2 separate regions of the Homo sapiens genome follow, and region 1 is linked to region 2. The links are chromatin loops, found by intact Hi-C in ENCODE. Cell type or tissue: B cell. All regions are shown on one strand. Each heading gives the region's core, and the rest is flanking DNA. Links, peaks and the distances in the headings are about the cores only. Region 1 has its middle 29 kb from the start of MIR129-1. Region 2 has its middle 27 kb from the start of MIR593.

Region 1 (2,909 bases), core at 324-2,823, 70 kb after region 2:
GATGAGGAGGATGGCAGAGGGGGTGGAGAGGAGGGCCAGGTTCAGGAGATGGTTCTGAGAGAGGATCTAGGTCCACAGGATTTAGGCAGATTGCATACAGGGTGAGAAGGAGTGAGGATGAGCATGACTCCCAGATGTGTAGTTCAGGCAACTTCGTGGAGGTGGCACCATTCAGTGAGATAAAGAACTCTGGAGCGCCGGGCACAGTGGCTCATGCATGTAATCCCAGCACTTTGGGAGGCCAAGGCGAGTGGATCACGAGGTTAGGAGTTCAAGACCAGCCTGGCCAACATGGTGAAACCCCATCTCTACTAAAAATACAAAAATTAGCTGGGCGTGGTGGCGCTTGCCTGTAATCCCAGCAACTCAGGAGGCTGAGGCAGGAGAATTGCTTGAACCCAGGAGGCGGAGGTTGCAGTGAGCCAAGATTGCGCCACTGCACTCCAGCCTGGGCGACAGAGTGAAACTCCATCTCAAACAAACAAACAAACAAACAAACAAACAAAAAACAGAACTCTGGAGGCAGAGCGAGCCTGGACAGGTGGAGCAGGAAATTGTGAATTCAGGACTGGAGCTGAGAAGCCGAGGCTGGAAGTAGATCAGGGTGTCAGCAGCATCCAGGGGGCTGCTGAAGCCATAGGAGTGAGTGGAGTAACTTAGGGTGGGAAAGGGAGAGGAGAACAGACACTGGGACCACATTATTCAAAGGTGGATTGGAGGAAGAAGAAAAGGAGAAGTGGGGAGGGAGGTTGGAGAGTGGGAAGGAGCCAGCGAAGACAAAACTTGAAAGAACGGATCAGAAGAGGAAACAGAACTCCTGGAAACAAAAACACATTCAGGAGGAAGAGCATGACTGTGGAGTAAAGTGCTGCAGAGAATGTAAGCAGGAGATGGGGACTAGCAATGGGGTTTGATAATGAGGCCATTAGCCAGTTTCTGAGCTAAGAGGAAAAAGTTAAGTGGTTAAAGATGCAGAGGGAGAGAAGGTAACTACAGAGCTGCATCTCCAGGCGCTGGGAGTAGATGGGATTCAGAGCACATAGAGGAATGAATCTTGGAAAGCAGAGGGAGATGGACGTTGTTCCCATCAGTGTTCTCTGACAAGGCACAAAGGCGTCTGCTGACAGCTGGGAGGAAATGCTGGGCTGGGCGGCCTGAGTCGGTGGCTGGGCCTCTGCGGAGTGGGACAGAGGTGGGAGATGGGGCCCCTGTCTGCAGTGGCCCCAGCAGCCTGCATTGCATTGTATTTTTTCCAGCTACAGAGGCTCAGGAGGTGAGCAGAATGAAGGTGGGTGGTTTCCCTCAAGTTTGGGGATTAGGCAAACTAAAGGGCAAGAAAGGAAGGACAAGGGTGCTGTGAGAGCACCACTGGCGCCACCATATTCAGGGTCAAATTTCCCTGCCCTTTGTCTCAGGAAGGTCAAATGCAGGGGCAGTCACCCCCACTCAATGAACCTTCTTCCTGGGGGATGTTGGCTAATGGGCTGCTGGTCCCTCAGCTGGGCTAGTTCTGTTTGGAAGGAGGAAGCCCCACAGATGTCCCCAGAGGCAGCTTCTGCTCTGTGTCCCCAGAGGCAGCTTCTGCTCTGTGTCCCCAGAGGCAGCTTCTTCTCTGTGTCCCCAGAGGCAGCCTCCAGCCCAGACGGCTGTAGAGAATGGAGACCAGCAGGCTCACCTGCCCCAGGGTTGACTCTCCAGCTCCTGAAGGAATCCGGGGATCCCGGGGTTGGAAGAGACCTTAGTGAACAACTAGTCCAGTGGTTCTCAGGCAGTGGTGACCCCTATAGGCATTTTGGACATATGTGGGGATATGTCTAAAATGGCACAACAATTAGAAGAATGCTCCCCATATTTAGTAGGTATAGGCCAGGTATGCCTGGCCTTGTGCAATGCACAATTCAATCCTGCACAGCAAATTCTGTCCCTTACTCCCATGGCTTTATTTACTTCTTTATTTATTTATTGAGAGACAGGGTCTGGCTCTGTTACTCAGGCTGGAGTGCAGTGGCACCATCATAGCTCACTATAACCTCAAACTCACAGGCTCAAGCCATCTTCCTGTCTCGACCTCCTGGGTAGCTGGAACTACAGACAGATGCCACCATACCCAACTAATTTTTTCTTTTTTTTGTAGAGATGAGGTCTTGCTATGCTGCCCAGGCTGGTCTCAAACTCCCGGCCTCAAGCAGTCTCCCCACCTCTGCCTCCCAAAGCACTGGGATTACAGGCATGAGCTATTGTGCCTATCCTCCCATGGCTTCTGAATGCCTTGCCAAGCAGTAAAAACGTGTCCAGACTCTCTGTGAACTATGGTTAACAGAAACAGTTTAATTGTCTAGGAATGTTTCTGTATATAAATCAAGGAGTACTGAGCATGGTGTATGCCTGTAATCCCAGCTACTTGCAAGGCTGAGGTGAGAGGATCGCTTGAGCCCAGGAATTTGAATCCTGCCTGGGGAACATAGCAAGACCCCGTCTCTAACAACAAAAAAAACGTAGCCATAATGTTAGTTCCAGAAAAGTCGAGAGATTGTATGTCAAAACTTTACTAAGAGTTGTGTGTCATTTTGGAAAATCACATCTCTGAAGGCAAAGCTCCCAACAGTAATTGAGTGATTAAAACAACACCACTGTATCAGTCTACATTTGCATCACATGCATTCATGATGATTCTACATATAGACGCAAGCACGTCATTATTTCATTCTATTATGCATAATCATGCCTGAAGGTTTACATGTTGAAAAGCATATTCTTATAAATTATGTCATTTTAGTTTTATATATCAGTTAGGGAATTCTATTGATTTTTAAAAATATGTCAGTTTTTAAAAAGTAGGGTTTTACTCTGTTACTTTATTTCAGGATAATAAGAGGATATTATCAAATATTTGCTATAAAAGAGGGTGT
Region 2 (2,909 bases), core at 290-2,789:
CAGCAAGAGAGAGCAGTGGTTACCACCCAGAGGCCTGAAGTAGCAGAGACTGGACACAGTTAATGGCACCCTTTGAGAGGAGCTGCATGAGGGCCATCAGGCAGCTGACCTGGCTTGCTGTCACCTGAAAAGTTGAGCAAAGAAGGCCTAAGTGAATGAGACACGTTTTGAGGGGAGAAAGGAGCCAGGGGAGTAAAGCCCTGCTCTCCTCTCCTGCTCCCTTACCCCTGCCAGCGCCTCTCCATACTGCTCCCTCGCCCCTGCCAGCGCCTCTCCATACTGCTCCCTCGTCCCCTGCCAGCGCCTCTCCATACTGCTCCCTCGTCCCCTGCCAGCGCCTCTCCATACTGCTCCCTCGTCCCCTGCCAGCGCCTCTCCATACTGCTCCCTCACCCCTGCCAGTGCCTCTCCATACTGCTCCCTCACCCCTGCCAGTGCCTCTCCATACTGCTCCCTCATCCCCTGCCAGCGCTCCCTCATCCCCTGCCAGCGCCTCTCCATAATGCTCCCTCACCCCTGCCAATGCCTCTCCATACTGCTCCCTCACCCCTGCCAGCACCTCTCCATACTGCTCCCTCACCCCTGCCAGCACCTCTCCATACTGCTCCCTCGTCCCCTGCCAGCGCCTCTCCATACTGCTCCCTCGTCCCCTGCCAGCGCCTCTCCATACTGCTCCCTCGTCCCCTGCCAGCGCCTCTCCATACTGCTCCCTCGTCCCCTGCCAGCGCCTCTCCATACTGCTCCCTCGTCCCCTGCCAGCGCCTCTCCATACTGCTCCCTCGTCCCCTGCCAGCGCCTCTCCATACTGCTCCCTCGTCCCCTGCCAGCGCCTCTCCATACTGCTCCCTCGTCCCCTGCCAGCGCCTCTCCATACTGCTCCCTCGTCCCCTGCCAGCGCCTCTCCATACTGCTCCCTCGTCCCCTGCCAGTGCCTCTCCATAGCCATCACCAACCAGAAGCCAGAGATGGAGGGAGTCTGCTGGTGCCACCCAGTCAGATCTGCCTGCAGGGCAGAGAGCAGGGTGGAGGGCCAATCTGGATGTGCAAACGGGAGCCTGCCAGCATAGGCACAGATTGGGAATGATCAAACAATCTGGTCATTTGGCAAAAATAGAACAGTACACCAATGGCTGTAATTTTTATGTCTCTATAGTGCAACTTTGTAGGTTTTCTCATCGCACATTTTTGGCTCACCACAACCTATACTCAGTGTCAGCTTTGACAATCTTACATGACACTGTGCTCTGTTTCACAGCTAGGGAGCCTGCATGATACAGTGGAAAAGAATTCCATGAGGCCATGTAGATGGGTTGGAGGCAGGTGAGATGGCAGTCCTGACGCAAGTGCGGAACATGCCCACCCTGAGGTTCTGCATGTCTCTTTTTGACATGTACCCCCCGCAAATTCCTCACATGCTCTCATAAAAGGACGGGGTAGGACATCTATAGCAATATTCCTTGAGGTGGTGGGAGATGGAGGGCCCACTCCAGGGAGACTGGTTGGGTAAGATGCAACAGAAGCAAACCATGGGACTCAGTAGCAGGAAGGAAACTGTGGTTCACATAGAGCATGCAAGAGTTCAAAGCAGAGCTGAGTAGAAAGAGGAAGACAGAAGTGAGATTTGTAATTCTGAACCACTCAAATAGGTTAAAAATAGCACTCACAGGCAACAAACGCATACGCATGCACACACACACACACCATTTTGCACTCTTACAAACCAAAACACTTTAGAATGGTTGGCTTTTGAAAGGAGAGGGAGAGGAGAGGAATGGCATTGAAAAAGGATAAACAGCCCCCTAAATAAAAAGAAGAGAGCCTAGACTCAAGAGACAGAACACACCTGGGCTTCCATCAAAGAAGCTGTACTGTGTGTGACCTTGGGTAGGCGTGTTACTGAGTTGTTTCATCTTGCAAACAGGAGGAAACGGTAATAAATAGATCCCGAGGCATGTCAATGTGACCTAGCTAGACCTGTCTGAGACGCTGATCCACCAAGACCTGTTCCCAGGTGGGTTGACAAAGGCCTGTGTCCCAACAAGTGTAGGGCAAAGGGCAGCCTGGGCCACTTGGAGGTGACCCAGCAGCAGCTGTGTATATGTGGTCAACATACGCGACACATCCAGAGCTCTGACAAAGCCCCTCAATCCAAAAATATGTCTCGCTGCCAGCATCAGGGGTTCCTTTCTTTGAGCTAAAGCCTCTTCTGTATCGGGGGAACCCGCCCCCAGTATTTCAACGTAGGCTCTTTCTATTTTCCATAAGTGTCAGCCAGCTGAGAAATAAGGAGAGAGTACAAAGAGAGGAATTTTGCAGCTGGGCCGCCGGGGGCGACATCACATATCGGTAGGACCGTGATGCCCACCTGAACCTCAAACCAGCAAGTTTTTTATTAAGGGTTTCAAAAGGGGAGGGTGTCTAAGAACAGGGAGTAGATCACATGCTTCAAAGGGCAAAAAGGAGAACCACTGATAAGGGTCTGTCTTCAGCAGTGCACATATTGTCTTGATAAACATCTTAAACAACAGAAAACAGGGTTCGAGAGCAGAGAGCTGGTCTGACCACAGATTTACCAGGGCCCGGTTTTTCCCCACCCTAGTAAGCCTGAGGGTACTGCAGGAGACCAGGGCATATCTCAGTCCTTATCTCAACCACATAGGATAGACGTCCCCAGAGCGGCTGTTTATAGACTCCCCCCAGGAATGCATTCCTTCCCCAGGGTATTAATATTAATATTCCTTGCTAGGAAAAGAATTTAGTGATATCTTCCCTACTTGCATGTCCATTTATAGGCTCTCTGCAAGAAGAAAAATATGGCTCTTTTTGCCCTACCCCTCAGGCAGTCAGACCTTATGGATGTCTTCCCTTGTTCCCTAAAATCGCTGTTATTCTGTTCATTTTCAAGGTGC

The links. Hi-C counts contacts between places; a loop is a spot of excess contacts. Peaks named below come from ENCODE experiments on the same cell type or tissue, not always from the same donor. Only the 100,000 strongest peaks of a DNase experiment are listed, where the experiment ranks them.
Region 1: it touches region 2 in a loop (6-fold over the local background); 2 of 110 quality-filtered maps call a loop at or near these places.

What each region holds. Positions count from the first base shown.
Region 1 is chr7:128,177,211-128,180,119 of GRCh38, forward strand. No RefSeq gene overlaps it. Among named protein-coding and RNA genes, the nearest start is that of MIR129-1, 29 kb to the right of the region's middle. In B cell, for the core only: no CTCF peak of the experiment used is centred there; a DNase peak (open chromatin) is centred at 1,591; H3K27me3 peaks cover 439 bases.
Region 2 is chr7:128,107,299-128,110,207 of GRCh38, forward strand. No RefSeq gene overlaps it. Among named protein-coding and RNA genes, the nearest start is that of MIR593, 27 kb to the left of the region's middle. RefSeq lists an enhancer at 1,095-1,174. In B cell, for the core only: no CTCF peak of the experiment used is centred there; a DNase peak (open chromatin) is centred at 1,683; H3K4me3 peaks cover 1,550 bases; H3K27ac peaks cover 2,000 bases.